Regions from separate parts of the Mus musculus genome. Here region 1 is linked to region 2. The links are chromatin loops, found by intact Hi-C in ENCODE. Cell type or tissue: heart. All regions are shown on one strand. Each heading gives the region's core, and the rest is flanking DNA. Links, peaks and the distances in the headings are about the cores only.

What was found. Peaks named below come from ENCODE experiments on the same cell type or tissue, not always from the same donor. Only the 100,000 strongest peaks of a DNase experiment are listed, where the experiment ranks them.
Region 1: a loop joins it to region 2, with 3 times the contacts of the local background. A loop is called at or near these places in 7 of 42 quality-filtered maps.

What each region holds. Positions count from the first base shown.
Region 1 is chr6:3,616,909-3,626,430 of GRCm38, forward strand. No RefSeq gene overlaps it. Among named protein-coding and RNA genes, the nearest start is that of Gm52885, 51 kb to the left of the region's middle. In heart, for the core only: CTCF peaks have their summits at 3,769 and 4,029; no DNase peak of the experiment used is centred there.
Region 2 is chr6:3,741,348-3,750,869 of GRCm38, forward strand. All of the region lies in intron 3 of Calcr (calcitonin receptor), which reads right to left. Among named protein-coding and RNA genes, the nearest start is that of Calcr, 18 kb to the right of the region's middle. In heart, for the core only: a CTCF peak has its summit at 4,403 (motif pointing left); no DNase peak of the experiment used is centred there.

The sequences.
Region 1 (9,522 bases), core at 614-8,613, 120 kb before region 2:
ATGAAAGCATTTCTAAGAGTAAAACTCATAGCTCTGAGTGCCTCCAAAAAGAAACTAGAGAGAGCACACACTAGCAGCTTGACAACATACCTAAAAGCTCTAGAACAAAAGGAAGCAAATTCACCCAAGAGGAGTAGACAGCAGGAAATAATCAAACTCGGGGGCAAAATCAACCAAGTGGAAACAAGAAGAAATATTCAGAGAATCAACCAAAGGAGGAGCTGGTTCTTTAAGAAAATCAACAAGATAGATAAACACTTAGAAAGACTCACTAGAGGGCACAGGGAAAACATCCTAATTAACAAAATCAGAAATGAAAAGGGAGACATAAGAACAGATCCTGAAGAAATCCAAAATATCATCAGATCCTTCTACAAAAGGCTATACTCAACAAAACTGGAGAACCTGGATGAAATGGACAAGTTTCTAGACAGATACCAGGTACCAAAGTTAAATCAAGATCAGGTTAATGATCTAAACAGTCCTATATCCCCTAAAGAAATAGAAACAGTCATTAATAGTCTCCCAACCAGAAAAAGCCCAGGACCAGATGGGTTTAGCACAGAGTTCTATCAGACCTTCAAAGAAGATCTAATCCCAGTTCTTCACAAACTATTCCACAAAATGGAAGTAGAAGGTACTCTACCCAACTCATTCTATGAAGCCACAATTACTCTGATACCTAAACCACAAAAAGACCACACAAAGATAGAGAACTTCAGACCAATTCCCCTTATGAACATCGATGCAAAAATACTCAATAAAGTTCTTGCTAACCGAATCCAAGAACACATCAAAACAATCATCCATCCTGACCAAGTAGGTTTCATCCCAGGGATGCAGGGATGGTTCAATATATGGAAATCCATCAATGTAATCCAGTATATAAACAAACTCAAAGACAAAAAACACATGATCATCTAGTTAGATGCTGAGAAAGCATTTGACAAAATCCAACACCCATTCATGATAAAAGTCTTGGAAAGATCAGGAATTCAAGGCCCATACCTAAACATGATAAAAGCAATCTACAGCAAACCAATAGCCAACATCAAAGTAAATGGTGAGAAGCTGGAAGCAATCCCACTAAAATCAGGGACTAGACAAGGCTGCTCACTTTCTCCCTACCTATTCAACATTGTACTTGAAGTCTTAGCCAGAGCAATTCGACAACAAAAAAAGATCAAGGGGATACAAATTGGAAAGGAAAAAGTCAAAATATCACTTTTTGCAGATGATATGATAGTATATATAAGTGACCCTAAAAATTCCACCAGAAAACTCCTAAACATGATAAACAGCTTCAGTGCAGTAGCTGGATATAAAACTAAATCAAAGAAATCAGTGACCTTTCTCTATACAAAGGATAAACAGGCTGAGAAAGAAATTAGGGAAACAACACCCTTCTCAATAGTCACAAATAATATAAAATACCTTGGTGTGACTCTAACTAAGGAAGTGAAAGATCTGTATGATAAGAACTTCAAGTCTCTGAAGAAAGAAATTGACAAAAATCTCCGAAGATGGAAAGATCTCCCATGCTCATGGATTGGCAAGATCAATATAGTCAAAATGGTTTTCCTACCGAAAGCAATCTACAGATTCAATGCAATCCCCATCATATTCCAACTCAATTCTTCAACAAATTAGAAAGGGCAATTTGCAAATTCATCTGGAATAACAAAAAACCTAGGGTAGGAAAAACTCTTCTCAATGATAAAAGAACCTCTGGTGGAATCACCATGCCTGACCTAAAGCTGTACTACAGAGTAATTGTGATAAAAACTGCATGGTACTGGTATAATGACAGACAAGTAGACCAATGGAATAGAATTGAAGACCCAGAAATGAACCCACACACCTATGGTCACTTGATCTTTGACAAGGGAGCAAAAACCATCCAGTGGAAAAAAGACAGCTTTTTCAACAAATGGTGCTGGCACAACTGACAGTTATCATGTAGAAGAATGCGAATTGATCCATTTCTATCTCCTTGTACTAAGGTCAAATCTAAGTGGATTAAGGAACTCCACATAAAACCAGAGGCACTGAAACTTATAGAGGAGAAAGTGGGGAAAAGCTTTGAAGATATGGGTACAGGGGAAAAATTCCTGAATAGAACAGTAATGGCTTGTGCTGTAAGATCAATAATCGGCAAACGGGTAAATTGCAAAGCTTCTGCAAGGCAAAAGACATCGTCAATAAGACAAAAAGGCTACCAACAGATTGGGAAAGGATCTTTACCAATCCTAAATCAGTAGGGGACTAATATCCAATATATATAAAGAACTCAAGAAGATGGACTCCAGAAAACCAAATAACCCCATTAAGAAATGGGGCTCCTAGCTAAACAAAGAATTCTCACCTGAGGAATATGAATGGCTGAGAAGCACCTGAAAAAATGTTCAACATCCTTAAGCATCAGAGAAATGCAAATCAAAACAACACTGAGATTCCACTTCACTCCAGTCAGAATGGCTAAGATCAAAAATTCAGGTTACAGCAGATGCTGGCAAGGATGTGGAGAAAGAGGAACACTCCTCCATTTCTGGTGGGATTGCAAGCTGGTACAACCAGTCTGGAAATCAGTCTGGTGATTCCTCAGAAAATTGGACATAGTACTACTGGAAGATCCAGCAATACCTCTCCTGGACATATATCCAGAAGATGTTCCAACTGGTAATAAGAACACATGCTCCACTATGTTCATAGCAGCCCTATTTATAATAGCCAGAAGCTGGAAAGAACCCAGATGTCCTGCAACAGAGGAATGGATACAGAAAATGTGGTACATTTACACAATGGAGTACTCCTCAGCTATTAAAAACAATGAATTTATGAAATTCCTAGGCAAATGGATGGACCTGGAGGGCATCATCCTGAGTGAGGTAACCCAATCACAAAAGAACTCACACAATATGTACTCACTGATAAGTGGATATTAGCCCAGAAACTTAGAATACCCAAGATATGTATCAAAAGATGGCCTAGTCGGCCATCACTGGAAAGAGAGGCCCATTGGACTTGCAAACTTTATATGCCCCAGTACAGGGGAATGCCAGGGCCAAGAAGTGGGAGTGGGTGGGTAGGGGAGTGGGGGGGGGTGACTTTTGGGATAGCATTGGAAATGTAAATGAAATAAATACCTAATTAAAAAATAATAGATGGAAGTCCATGGAGGAGAGTTCTATTAAAAGAGAGAGAGAGAGAGAGAGAGAGAGAGAGAGAGAGAGAGAGAGAGAGAGAGAAAGAGAGGAAGAGAAGAGAAGAGAAGAGAAGAGAAGAGAAGAGAAGAGAAGAGAAGAGAAGAGAAGAGAAGAGAAGAGAAGAGAAGAGAAGAGAGGAGAGTGTCAGGTTCCCTGGGGTTGGAATTACAGTCAGTTGTGAGTTGACTGACATGAGTTCTGGGAACTGAACTGAGTTCCTTTGCAAGAGCACTAAATGCTCTTAACCACGGAGCCATTTGTACCAGACAAATTAATCTGTCTGATGTGGAAAGCAGCCATCACAGCCCAACTCTCTGCAGAGAAGCGGTAGTATGCTGACTTAACTTACCCGAAAAGAAATGTTCTCTATTAGCCAGCGAATAAAAGCAAAACAAAAAGGGAGGTGTTACTTGATTGTTTACACTAGCATTGTCATCAGGATGCTGTGTTCATTATGAGGCTACGTGATACCACCTTGACATGGATGTACTGGGAAGATGTGTAAGGCTACATGCAACAGAGTATGACTAAAATGTGATCTTGCTACTCCAAGCTTGAAGGTACACTGCGTTGGTTTCGGTTTCTCTGGTCGCCTGTGGTTTCCACCATGACCACTAGGTGGCAGCTGTGGCTCCAAGCTGAAGAATGTCTAGGGACAAAAGCTGGAAATTACTGTTACCGAGGAAGAAGCCCCTTCCAGATCTTTCGGTTATGGCTTGGATATGAAGTGTCCTTCCTAAGAGGCTGTGTTGAAGTCTTGGCTCTGGTCTGATGTTCTTACTGAGAGGTAACTGAATTACAAAGACACTAACTCCATTAATGGGTGAGTCTGTTGATGAGTACACAGCGGAAAGGGCTTCCCAACTTGGACACGTTACATAGTTACATAAACCCTTGTGTCTCCACACCCTTGTGTCTGTGTCTCAAATGGCTCAATAGAGACCCAAACCTCTCCTGTCATATGCCAGATTGCTCAAGTAAGTCAAGAGAACTCCAGATTTAAGGAGAACTGTGCTGTAATTTAGGTATCTATGAAAAACAATGGCTTTACTACCTTGGTACGCTATAGGGAGAGTTGTCAGGAGGTAGATCCTTACACAGCAGTGGAGCAAGGCACACTGTCTCTGTTCCTGGAGCTCAAAATAACGGAGTAGGGAATTTTGGGCAGGAAGTAAGTCTGGCTACTTAATTTAAAATATATATTTTTATTTTATTTTATTTTATTTTATTTTATTTTACTTGGTTTGTTTTCAAGGTAGAATTTCTCTGTGTAGCCCTTGGCTGTACTGGAATCTGTAGACCAGGCTGGCCTCGAACTTAGAGATCTGCCTGTCTATGTATCCTGAGTTCTGAGATTGAAGGCATATACCACCACCACCACCAGCACCACCATCATCTCTCTCTCTCTCTCTCTCTCTCCCTCTCTCTCTCTCTCTACCTCTACCTCTACCTCTATCTCTCTCTCTCCTGTGCACTAAAAATTATGATTGGCATGCCTTTTTAATAAATGCATATGACTATTCTGGACTATTAAGAGCAAAACATAAATAAAAAATAAATAAAAAATAAAAAGAAGGTGAGAACTAAAGTTATTCTTAGGTTTCCATAAAGCTTTGTGCACACATATATATGGGCATGCACACAGACATAGGAACATACCCACCCACCCACATACACACACACACACACACACACACACACACACACGATCCTGATAGAATTTTTTTCCCTAACAGTGTATCAGGATGGCCATCTTCACCTGTTCACCAGCCAAAATTCCAAAGATGGAAGAGTGATGAGACAAGTTGACTTTTGAAAATGCCCAAAATGCATCCTTAAGTTTGCATTGATATACTTTCTCCTGATGAAGCACATCAAGACTATGAGTTCTGTGAACTTAAAAAAAAAAATACACGCACGCACACACACACACACACACACACACACATATATATATATATATATACACACACAAAGAATGTGAAAAACACTTTATTGCCTGTAGTTTTAAAATGCTACCGCCTTTGCCCAGGACTGGACCATGCTCTGGCCCCTCCCAGCTTCCCCTTTGTTCTACCTGGCTTAGCTCTGGGATTGGCCACTTTACCTGTCCACTCATGAGGTCCTTGAATATGAGGATAAAAGACATACACACAGAGCTCTTGCACGCGCCCAAATGGCCAGGAAGAACGACGCTGCAACAGGATCCTTCTGCACACGTTTATTCAGTCCTGTTTCTTCTTTCTCTATATCTCCCTTGTTTATATCTCCCTTGTTTATATCTCCCAATAATAATCCTCTCTTGAATAATAATCCTCCCTCTAACCCGGGCCTCTCACTCTTTTATACTCTCAGTTCCCATCCACACACAGCAGGCCACGCCACCTTACCAGGCACGCAGCTTCAGCTAATCAGGGCAGCAGGGGCATATCTCCATCAAAATGGATTCACCGGTATCCTGGTACACCTGCGCAGCTCTCAAGATGTTTGTGGCTTATATGAGGAAGTCAGGTGCAAGTCATATGACTTAGCTGCAGTCCCTGGTGCCTTTGGGACTGCCGCCACACCCGCTCCTCACACAGAGCTGTGTTACTTTATAACTTGTCTACTAGACACAATTACTGGGTACAGATATGTCCCACCTGGAAAATCGTGCCCTTACCAGTTTATTAACCAGTTTATTATCTCTGACTTTTCTTCTGCCCTAAACTTAGCAGCTAGTCCCACCTAATCCTTGCCAAACATCCTTGGCCACCTGCCTTAGCAGGCCCAAGATATCCCTGAGTGTGAGGAGCGGGTGTGGCAGCAGTCCCAAGATGGTGCCCGGGACTGCAGCCAAGTCTTATGACTTGCACCTGACTTCCTCATACACCTGAAAATAAGCTGCATCCATCGTGAGAACTGCGCAGGTGCACCATGATGCAAGATGGGACCATATGACGAGTGATGATTCTGGCCAATGGACTGCTGTTCCGTGGACTGGGCTGATGGGACGTGGTTGAGAGGATATATAAGGGAATGCAATTGGGGGTGGGGGGTTGTTGTTGTGTTTTCCTGGAGAGATTGATTTCTGGAGAGAGATTAATGCATGATATTGAAAGGTTCCTGAATAAACTGCTTTGAGAACGTAGTGTTGTCGCTCTTTTCTGCTGGTCGGAATAGGAGGCGACGCCTGAGGTCTTACATGATTGTTGTGTTGTTCTTCCTCCAATGTATGGCAGAAAAAGCTTCTCTCCTTCCTTGTGACTGCCTTTTCCTCTTGGGACAGAAAGTCCTACCTATACCTTCCACCCAACAATCCCTCCCACCGCCTCTTTCTTTACTGACAAATCAAAAACCAACTTACACCACTTTTGCTGTACAATTGATAGTAACAATCTAAATGTAAGCCGACAGACACTAAGAATGTTTTAAATTCCTTGTCTCAGTCCATTTGACCTTAAAGTCTGCATTGTACTAATGTTATTATCTTCCCCAAACTCTATGAGGGAGGAAACAGGCATATGATCCACTTACTTTCTGTGAAATTGTCACAGAATCAGTTAAATGCTGAGGTGGAGTTAGGTAAGAGATGTAGAAATTTATTTTCATTCATTCCATAGCCTATGTGTTTGCCAACTACCCTGTAAATCATCCCAATTATGTGAATTTTGTTTGCTTAATTTGGGAAAATATATATCTTACCCTGTGCAAAGTTAATGTGTCCTTTCTCCCCCAATTTTCTCCTTCCTCAGACTTAGAGTTGGATATGTGTTGATGGCATCCTGTCCCTAACTGATTTCTGGTCACTTTTCTATGCCATCGTGTGAGAAAGCCTTTCATTTGCTCTAAAATGGGATAGTACCTACTCCCTAGGGGTGAGGAAGGAAATAAGCTTTAGAACAGGGCTTAGTTTGTAAGTAAATGGTCAGCATTGTTTACCTTATTTGTGGAGAAGGGAGTCACAGCTGGAGTAGTATGCATTTCCCAAAGTCATGCTGAAAAATGGGGCCAGAGCTTAAACCCCATGCTCTTCCTGTCTGTGTATCTAGGAATTGTGATTTACAAACTGCCCACTGACTAGCCTCATTACATTTCTTTTTTTTAATTAATTAATTTATTTATTTATTAGATATTTTCTTTATATACATTTCAAATGCTATCCCTATACCCTCCCCAACCCCCCCTGCTTCCCTACCCACCCACTTCCACTTCTTGGCCCTGGTATTTCCCCTGTACTGGGGCATATAAAGTTTGCAATATCAAGGGGCCTCTCTTCTCAATGATGATCGACTAGGCCATCTTCTGCTACATATGCAGCTAGAGACTCGAGCTCTGGGGGTACTGGTTAGTTCATACTGTTGTTCCACCTATAGGGTTGCAGATCCCTTCAGCTCCTTGGGTGCTTTCTCTAGCTTCTCCATTGGGAGTCCTGTGTTTCATCTTATAGATGACTGTGAGCATCCACTTTTGTATTTGCCAGGCACTGACATAGCCTCATATGAGACAGCTATAACAGGGTCCCTTCAGCAAAATCTTTCTGGCATATGCAATAGTGTCTGGGTTTGGTGGCAGGAGCCTCATTACATTTCTGCAGGGTACTGGTGTGCTTGAATCTCATGCTCCTATCCATTTCCTGTCTTAGTCTTTTGTCTTATTCCCAAAGGGTTAGTTAGCACACTGTATGATTCATGCGGATCCTTGGTGAGATTCCTTCAATTTTGTGTGCCTCTACATTTAATAGCAGAGCCTATTGCTAGCAGAAAGTAACATGTCTTGCTTTGTAAATGTGAGAATCCATGGTTACACCATGTACAGGCAAAGGCTCTGGAGTATTCACTTTTGAAAAATTCCCCAAAGGGTCCTCTTCTGACTGTTAAGAAATTCATGAGACACTGTCACTCTTTCAGCTCCAAAGGAAATTCCAACTGTTTTGCTCTTGGTTTTACTGTGGAGAAAATTTTCTGTTTAAGGTATACTCTTCTCCCAATCTGCATTCAGGGAGTCTGAGCATGGGAGGTTGAGTAACAGGAGACCTTCAAGGAATAGAATTCGCCTGCATGGGGCAGCAGGGCAAAGAGTCCCTTGCACCTCGTTCCCTTGTCCCACAATGGATCTCCTTCCACTATTCCTGCTATTCCCTCCATCCCTTTTCTGTCCAAGTCATCCCACTGTGGTCTGTGTTCCAGCCCCAAATGTATTGATGATACATTTGTATCAAGGAACAGGAGAAACAGGGAGCACTCACTTATTTTAGCTCACACTGAGATCAGTACTTTGTTAGATTCATTGTTTCACATTCTTGGAAAGTTGAGGGAGGAACAAACCAAGTGAGAGACAAATCTAATGGAAATGTGTGAGAAAGTCAGCAGATGCATTTGTGTGGCTGAGAAACAATTGGAGTGGGGGCTCTAATTATTATTATTTTTTAATGATTCTTTGTGGCTGCAAATTTATAACTCAAAAGATCTGTACTTCCCTCTGCAGGCTGATATGTCCACATACATACTTCCTTCACCCTGCTTCATTGACTAAACAAACGTGTGCTGCCTGCTGTTTCTGCAGATAATGGGGTGGTTATTTGAAAATTTATTTAGGCTGAAGTGCATTGGTTACTTCTTCTGAGTCATTAATCTTTGATACAAGGCTTGCAAGCAAAGTAACTGCAGTTCATGTCTCTGAGATTTACATATGTGTCAATAAAATTCTAAATGAGATAGTTAGTGACCATGCACAGATGCAGAGGTGGCAGTATCTGATGTACTCAGTAAGTACCTGACCATTGGAAACTGAGATACTTAGTAAGTACCTTAGTTTTAGAAACTGACAGATGTTGCCCTACTAATTAAGGTCTAAGTCTATCATTGTTTGGATAGCCATCAGAGCTTAGCACTATATGGAGGACTCTTCTCTGGCAGGGCTTCCACTTCTCTGACCTTGTCTGGGGAATTCAAGCTGCATCCTCCTCCCCCACAGAGGAATGTCATGTAGCCCTGGTTAGATTGCAGGTTCAACTTCTGTTCTCTGAGAAGAACCTATTCATCTAGCATCTTAGATTCCTGAAATGTTTCCCCATACTAATGAGGCATTTGGAGCTGTAAGCCTTAAGAGCCTTTGCCCATCCTGGATATTCTGACTCCCATCCCCCAAATTATATAAGAAGTTGACATGCCTCTCCGAAGCTGGTCCTGATGTCATTTCCAGATACATACATAGGGTTTCTGAACCCCGGTGTATCTGTTGTCTCTGTTCCCTTTGCCCTTGCAGACCAATATTGGCCAACAATCCCTAGGGACAGGGAGGGTCACAGATGTACTAAGTAAGTACCTTACCATCA
Region 2 (9,522 bases), core at 463-8,462:
TGTCACAGCGCGTCTCCACACCTGCGGTCAAGGATTTCATGCTGCTCAGGGCTCATTTCATGCGGAGCAGGAGGAAGGGCGCTGAAGCAGCTTTCCCAGGCTGAATATGAGCTCATCTTTCCTGCGAGCTGTCCCACACTTCCCTCAGACCACAAGAGGGGCGGAAAACAGGCAGCAGAGTACAACCAACCGCCTGCACTTTTCCCCTTGTGATGCTGCATCGGGCACAGAAGGATATACTACTATAGTATAACTGGTAGAAAGAAAAGAAAGCACACACAAACACACACTCAGGAGATTATTGGTGTACTCTGTAACCCCGAGACCCCATGCACAGGGCATTTCTGTTGATAGTTTTATCAGGACCGAAAGAACCTATTTGGTTCTTTATTAAAACATCTAGCCGGGCGTAGTGGCGCAAGCCTTTAATCCCAGCACTAGGGAGGCAGAGGCAGGTGGATTTCTGAGTTTGAGACCAGCCTGGTCTACAAAGTGAGTTCCAGGACAGCCAGGGCTAAACAGAGAAACCCTGCCCCCCCCACCCAAAAGAAACATGTATGTGTTTAATAAAACGTGTATATGTCCCCTCTCTTTTGGGAGCATTTTCAGACTCCTGCTGGCTGGAGAGGAGTGTTTTTGTTAAATTAAGATTTAGGAGGGAAAGATGACTTAAATGGTGTGCATTGAAAGAATTTAAACAGACAATGTAAAAACAGATGCAAAAGATACAACAAAGTAAATTTGCTAAGTGGCTGAACTAAACAGAAATTAAATCCAGCATGTCCTACTGCTGGGGTGTATTTATTGAGAAATCCAGGTCAAAGAGCATCAGCTTGCTGAACTTGTGTGGTGCTTGCCAGTGAAATGACGGGTGCCCCATTGTTGGGACAGCTGATGTTTAGGCTGGCAAGAATCCTGAGAACATGTTTTAAAAAAGACCCTCTGCTGGCAAAAGGCATAGAGATGACTTCATGGGACTTCTGAGTCTAGAATTTCTTTGCTTTTATTACCGATTATTTTTGCTGGATTTTTTATTTTTTGACGCAGTGTTTTTAACTTTAAAACTTAAAAAAAAATCTAAACAAAAATAACTGTCTACTTCCTGAAGTCACACTGGAGTGGGCTGCTGTTCTAACAGTGGCCTCATCTCACCCCTCATTCGATGTCTGACAAGGGTGTTGCTGGAGTTAAAACAGCAAGCACCGTCCTCACCGCACTCTGTGTTTGGGCCACAACTTTGGGTCTGGAAGGAGACCCAAAGTGAGTGTCTCCTCACCAACTAAGCATGTAAAATGGCAACACCCACTACCAAACATTTAACAGTTTAACTGGTTTAATTCCGATGCTGTAAATGCATATATAGAGAGTGAGTGTAAGCACTGAAACAAATATTCGTTTTTAGAAATGTTTGGCCATAATACCTTTGGAAATGTCATTATATTTTCAGGGGAGCATTAGCTCACACACTTTAACAAAGACTCTCCTTACAGTAGTATGTTCATGATAGATAAACACCCTCTGGTCTTATTGTATGGGTTGTCCTGCCTATTCAGAAATAGTGGTAGAGCTCCTAAAACTTCTAGAGATGTTATAGGTGTAAGTAGGCAGATTGGAATGAGAATTTCAGCCTGCAAAGCGTACCTAGCAGCACCCAGCGAGAAGACATTAGATGATCATTTCATAGAGCTCACTTGTCTTTGAAATCCATGGCGTTCATCACGCCCGACATAGGATTTCAATTTACTGTGTGCCAACTGCTGGGCAAAGAAAGCTCTTATGGCTATTTGAAAAAAATAAATGAAAAGTATTGCATAAATGATATTTTAATTATCACACATACTAATATAATATAATAATGCTAATACTTTTATGGTTTTGGACCTTAAGAAACCAAAACCTTAAATTTCAGAAGCAAAATATTTTATGTGGATATTTTTATGTTATTTTTTTTCCCTCATGAAACATGATACCAACTTTCCTTCAGTAAAGAACTTGAGGAGAGGTAAGATTACAGGCAGAGAGGCAGAGGAGTTGAGAGGCAGAGAGCTCCTCGTATCACCCAGGTTGTCTAGGTAGTGTTTGAATGAGAACAGGGCGCCACATCAGGACCTAGTCCCAGGGAGGATGTATTACACTTGGGAAATCATTCTTCATATTCACAAGAAACAGCTGGTCCTAGTAAAATCATGGGACAGAGTCAGGTTTTTCTGTACATCCTGACTTGTTTCTATGAGATGTTTTCAGACATTCCATCTCATTAAAGGACTCAGAACATGAACGAGGGGCTGTTGTTTCAAGACAAGAATTTGTGGAGCTGTCCTGATGGCGGAGTCTGTAAACAAATGTTTAGTCTATTCAAGGACCTATTTCTCAGAGTTGAGGATGTTCCTATCTCTGGATGTCCCCAACCCTGTTCACTTCAAATGAGTCCAACTCTGCAAATGTTAGCTAGCGTGGAGGGCACATGAATAATTTTGCTGAGAGTTAGCTGATACCAGGTCTCCATTTCTGTGTTTTGTTTTGTTTTCTGAATATTTGTCACTTCAGAACTTTTCAGGGGGCAAAAAAGCCAACTGTCATTGGGTATCTTCCTTCAGTGTTCTTGACTTTTATCTTTTGAGGCTGTATCTCCCACTGAACCTGATGCTTGCCATTCTGGCTAGGCTGGGTAGCCAGAGAACCCCAGAGCCCTCCTGTTTTCTTTCCCAATATTCTGGGGTTGCCAATGAATCTTACTGAGCCAGATTTCTAAGTAGGTGCTGGGGATCCGAGCCCAGATCCTCAGCCTGTGCTGCTCTACTGAGCCATTTTCCAGCCCCCCCTTTTTTTTTTGTTTTTTTGAGACAGGGTTTCTCTGTATAGACCTGGCTGCCCTGGAACTCACTCTGTAGACCAGGCCGGCCTTGAACTCAGAAATCCACCTGCCTCTGCCTCCCAAGTGCTGGGATTAAAAGTGTGTGCCACCACCGCCCGGCCAGCCCCTTCTTTTTTGATAGCTATGGGCAGTATCTCACTTTTCAGGTGATTCTCATGATTATCAATTCTGTACCCCCTTCCACTAGGGAAATAGAGAGAGAAAAGGATATAGGACTTTTTGAGTAGTCTTAATTTGTAAACTGATTCAAATAGCCAGTTTCAGAGGATGACCCTAGTAAACATAATGGTACTCTTGTGCTACAAATGAGGCCCTTGTTTTTCATAGAAAGTTCCCTAAGAGAATTTTTGGGTAAGATTTATGGTCAGGGTTAGAACCCAAATGAGAACTAAGAGTCTGCTTTCAGAATCCACCCAGTCCATCTGGATATAGAACCCAAGTGTAGCTCAAGGACTTGATGAAGTCCTTACAAAGCAGAGACCATGGAAAGCAAAGGCACTTAAGTGCCGTGTTTGTAACTAACATGTGATGTGTAGGCGGTGAGCAGTGTTTGGGCAAGAATATTCAAAGGGCTTTAAACTAAGTGAGGAGGCTTTTCACTCCCAGTCCCTCAATGTCTGATCTTCTGGAGAGATCAGCTTCACAGGTAAATGCAGAAATTTACTCCTGAACAGTGGCAAAGCTTGTCCCTTGCTCTGTTTTCAGTAAATATCACAAAGGCAAAAATGTAAGGCAAGATCCTTTTGTTTTTCTCAGTATAGGGCATTTAATTGTTGTTTACAGTTTACTACTATAAGATGCTATTTTCCTTCCACAGATCAATTAGCAGACAGAACTATCAATGTAATCAATAGGATATTTTTGAATTATATTGCAAGCAATCATTTCCATTTGGATTAATCTCTCTCTCTCTCTCTCTCTCTCTCTCTCTCTCTCTCTCTCTGACAAACACACACACACACACACACACACACACAGAGGGATGGGGGAGATGACAAAGTACCGACAAGACATATTGAAATAGCTGCAAAGTACTTAACTTTAATCTGATTTGTCCAAATGACTGGTGGATCTGAGCTCCCCAGTGTCTGCTGTGCTATGACTGTGGCTCAGATGCACGGGAGATACCAGTGACACTGGCGACAACCAATTCTACAGCCCAATCTTGGTTTTGCAAATTTCCAAAAAGTTTACTTAAAAAGTGTGTAATATTTAAAGACCCATTTTCTAGTTTTATATGCTTTTTCTTATATCTGAGCAAAAAAAAAAAAAAAGACACAAATGGTGTAAATCGTTGAAGCAACAAGGCATAAGTGGATCTCAAATTAGCATATAGACCCCCAAAGAGAGGATGCATGAATTCAAAATTACTTGATCCTAAAAGATATTTTCAAGAGTAAAGTTAATACCCTGAGTATATATTTAAACAGTTGAGATATGAAGCAGCTCCCTCCTGAGTCTCTGAGCCAAGTTTAAGGGTATATTTCTTTGAACACAAAGGCCACTGAGTGTTAATATTGTGCCACCTACTGGACAGCCTGTTGGCTCCTACAAAACATACTCACAGCATGGAAATGTGTATTTTACCCACAAGGCTTCAGCAGAGGTGAACCATATGATCAAAACACTCTGGACATTTTGATAACACGTTCTGCTCCTTTTACTATTGAAGGCCAAAATTGTTACTAATGAGATTCATGTATTCAGAGTCAATACTAAAACGTTCAAACAACAAGAACACTAACAATGCAACTTCCTTCATTGGGTTTTTCTGCGTCTGGCACTTTAGATTGATTCTCTAGTCACTATAGCAGATTGATTTATAGGCACTGGGGCTAATGTGAGGAGCAGTTAACAAAAATTTGTGGGAATATCTCAGCTACTATCACCTGACACTTTGGGAAAACATGTCATGGGTTTTTTTTTTTTTTTTTTTTTTTTTTGGTCATGGGTTGTTTTATTTGGGGGGGGGGTGTTATGTCTCCTGTACAGTAGGAATAGAAAATTACACATCCTCTGTGCACACAGAGAACACAAATGAGAAAACATCCCAATGTCAGTAAACAAGTAAAATATTTATTATTACTAATAGAAAAAGGCCACTAATTTAAATATTTATACTAATAAAAAAAAAGTCAGTATTAAAAAATATTCAGAGCATAGACAGACCTGACTTCTGCAGACCCAGTTAAGGCTAAGTGATGCTGGCCAATGTTAATTTGCCTCCCAGTGTTTTAATCCCCCCTACAGGCTGACTCTTGTCTAATTTACAAAACAAATGGCTGTGGAGTTGCACAAGGCAAGACACTCTTCTCAAGTCCTCAGATTTAGCAGGTTCTTAGTAGAGATTATAAGTGGCACCCATTAAACTCCACAGGAATGTACACACGCATGCTTTAAAATTAACCAAGTTTAAGAGGCCATCTTTGTGAACTGTTCTGTTACATTTCAATCCACCTGGCTCGGAGTATAGTTAATCATGTTTGCTTTACATGTTCTGTCTGTATATTATATATGATGGCTCAAGGAGACACATTTGTGCTCCAAGATCAAATGGGAATGATACCTATGCAGGACAGTCTACCACTCCATATGACTGTGGCCACAACCGGTCTTCTTGTGTGCACTTATTCTCACTGAGCCTAGAGGTGGTTTCCGTGTCCTACTCAAAGCAGGGCTGTAGCTTAGAAAATTACTGAAAATGAATCAAAAGAAGATGAAAAAGGAGGAGGAGGAAGAAGGGAGGAGGAGGGAGTGAGGAAAGAAAGACAGAAAGAAAGAAAGAAAGAAAGAAAAACAGAAAGAAAGACAGAAAGAAGGAAGGAAGAAAGGATAAACTGACCATTTTTGCTTTTATTATGTTATCTGTGTTAGATTGTTCAAGAAGTTTGCATCTTAATGCCAATTTTGAAATTTGCCAAGGTCAAAAGGTAAACCTGTATATGGTTTTTTTTTTTTTTTTTTTTTTTTTTTTGGCATAGTGTGAGTTTTTCATGTGGGTTTGACAAATTCCCATGAGAATTTGCTTCAAGGCTTTGTGTTGGTTTTGGCATATAAAAAGATGTACCATTTAATAAACCATTGTGAAAGTTGGTGTGCAAATTGTGCTTTATTTGAAATATTCTTTTTATTTGAAGCTCTATTTACTCAACAATCTATTGATCTGGAACTCATGCATCCTAACAGCACCTGGCAGATGTTCTCAACACTTTCTCGGAGGCCTGAATATTTTTTTATTTTATAGATTTAGACGCACTCTGGATATACAAGTCTTTCTAAAAGAGAGTGAGTCTAGATGGGAGGGAAGCAAGTGAGAAAGGAGTTAGAAGGGACATGATTAAAGGTGATGCTCCTAATGTCAAATTTCATTTTCAGTTGACAAAAAAGAATCTTAACCCTAAAGAGGTGCTGGTGGAGGAACTAGAACAGAATCACAGGGCTCAGCATGCATCAGTAGCTGGTTGGCAAAAAACTTAAGACCAATCAGCAATATCGGCCCTAGTTGAAGCAAGGCACTTTTTCAGAAGGAAGTCCCCTCTTCAGGGATAGAATAATTGCAAAATCATAAAGACAGAGTCAGTAACTGTCCCGTTCGCCAAGCCATGTGTGTGACCTATGTGTGTGCGGGTCATTCTCACGTGGTGAATTCTATCAGGAATGTTTAGTCATTTGCCCTGCATTGATCAGCCAGAGCCTTTTGCAGACATGATAATCTGGAGAGTCAGCACCACAGAATGAGAGGAAACTGAGGCACAAAAAATGTTAAAGTGCTTGCATTAGGCCATCATCAGTAAGTAGTGTGGTATGTTTGACCTTAGAATATCTGACACCAGAGTCCCTGTGAATAACTACTGCATCAAAGCAGCCTGGTGATTCTGGAGATTCTAGGCCATCTCCCTAGGACTTAACAGGTGATATGGATTTCTATATAAGCAAGGTCTGACTGAATAAAACAGAGCTCCTTTGTCAGAACTCTACATGGGGTGAGGAATTCCATAGAGAAACAGAAGGTGCTCAGAAGGGAATTTTGGCTGCATCAGGTTGCAGCCATGTTCATGATGCAAAATAGAGCAGGCCCAGTTAGCTCAGGCCTCTGAGGGAGTATGAGGAAGCTACTGGACGGTTGACTCATTATCCTTGAGCTGCCTTTGAGGAGGGAAAAGCAGGTCCTCACACTCCTGGGCTCACTGGAAATAGCCAGGATAGAGTAAGCTGGTACCTCAGAATAAATTTGACAGGATTTATGTGAAAAGTCACTTATGGAATGGAAACTCAAAGCAACACATTGAATGCCTGCCTGTGTTGAAGTTGTTTGCAAATCCTTTCAAACAATTGTCAAAGGGAAGATATTGAATGCCAAACTTTGCAAATCATTTTTTTGATGTAGGCAAGTAACAAAATAAAAATGGCAGTGATTACAAGCATATCACGGTGCTTATCAAGTTGATTAAAACAGGTAGAAACAACAATAAAATATGTTCTGAAATAGTGTCTTTAAAAATGGGTCTTTACAAGTAAGAATTTGATGGTGAGAAATCTCACCTTGGGCTGCCTGGTAAATAGATGGAGCTTATCATAGTTTTACTCTGTTTTAAATTTCAATTAAAACATCCATTTCCCGCTGTGGTCTTTTTTCAACAGTGTGAAAAGGAAAAAAAATTACCTTTAATGGGGAGGAAGCATACAGATAGGAGGGGAGGAGTGTAGTAAGGAAGGCTTCCTGGATCCACTAGTTAGTTGCAAGTTAACGCTATACTGAAGGATATTTGAATTTGGTTGCCTAGAGCAAGACTGCTTTAAAATAGCAAAGGAGGCATGGATAAAGAAAATGGGAATGGGGTTTTACTCTCAGTGCTTTGCTGTTAATATGGAAGTACACCTAGATCTGCAGGGCATGGATGTCCCAGCTGAGAGACAGGAAGGGCATTCTGAGCCTCCAGGGACCCAGTTATGTGCATTTACCTGCAGTGGCCTTGTAGTTCCAAAGAGGGAGGCCATAAAGTCTCTTCTATTTCACTTTTAATGATGGCAGGGAGGCATGGGCAAAATACCCAGGCACTTGAAAAAGCATTTTGAGTACTTCCACTCACTACTTTTAATGGAAAAAAGTTAATCTCTGAAGAAATATGTTGATCTATAGGCGTAAATACTTTAAAGCCGTTTTCATAAATTTGTCTAACTGGAAATGTCAGAATTATCTCCCACTGGCTTGCTCACACTTCTCACCGGTGGCTTTCTCTTGGGTAATACTGACTTTTCCTTGCAAACTCAGTCTTGTACTATCCCTATCTGGGGGTTGACATCCCATGTGACAATTTCTCTGCTGCAACCTTGCATCCCAAATCAGAAGAAGATATAAAACGTAATTAGTAACTATTAAGATTCTATGTTCAGGATACTCATTCTCGCAACCCAGGGTATATCCATATGACCTTGCTCTAAATACATTAGGAGCAGCTATTTAAGTTCCAGATGTCTAATGAACTCTGAGCGAGAAATGGAATGCTACATTAAGAGAAAAACAAGCCCTGTAGAAGAAAGGAAAAGGAATTGGTTTCCTTCCTCATTTGTTTCTTCTGGGGACTAAGTCACAGCCTACTTCTGCTTTCTCTTTACAAAGGCAGAAACCTTCTGTTCTTTAGCATTAGGGTGAAAGCAACGCGTCTAAGGAAGCAGTGCGTGCAATTATCTCTAATATTCTACCAGCAAAGTTATGCTGTAATCTAGATGTGCTGGGTGACTGTACAGGATAATTAATAGACTTGGAATAGAGTAAGAATAAGAGTAAAAGTGGTTGTACAGGATAATTAAAAGACTTGGAATAGAGTAAAAATGGTTGGTATAAATATATCCAGCTTTGCTTTACCAATCCTGTTCATGGAACAAAATTTCTGTGACTAATTGGTTATTATTAAATGCCTAGGCCATGAGGTTGTCTCATTGTCTGACTAGTTCTTAACTTAGTTAACTAATTGAACTCTTCTATATCTATCTTTTGGTAAGTTACCTCTACTTAAGTACTTAAGTCCTTAACACCATCACCTAAGTTTTAGCTCATGTTGGAATCTGTGCTGTGCTCCCCCCATTCTATATGAGGGTCAAAATAATAATAAAGAATATATAAGTTGTCAGAGGTTTAATTCAGTGGCAGAGTACAATACTGATATATATTTGACTATAGGTTTGCTACCCACTACAACAGAAAATTGGGAGAGAGAGAGAGAGAGAGAAAGAGAGAGAGAGAGAGAGAGAGATTCACTCCTGTGTGATTCCTGCATGTTTGATAATTTCCCCCTGTATTATATAAAATCTATGTAAGACTTCACTTTGAAATTTTATTTTCCTTACAGAAATCTGTGCATAAGGAAAGCCAAGCACTAGGTTCTAAAGATGGAGCCCCAGCTGCTGGAGTAGTGCTGCTTTACACAGTAGTAAATGTCTATTAAACGAAAGGGCAGAGACACTGCTTGATGCGTGTATATGGTGTTCAGCTGGAGTTCAGGTGTTTTGTATATGGAGAGGGTTGTTCTATGAGAGTAGATTAGACAAGGCTGGCGACAGCCTTCCCTTAAATGTCTTTTAAAACTAGAAAGTGTATATATGTATATTTTACAAAGGCCAGAAGCTTACAGTTTAAGAATTAATGC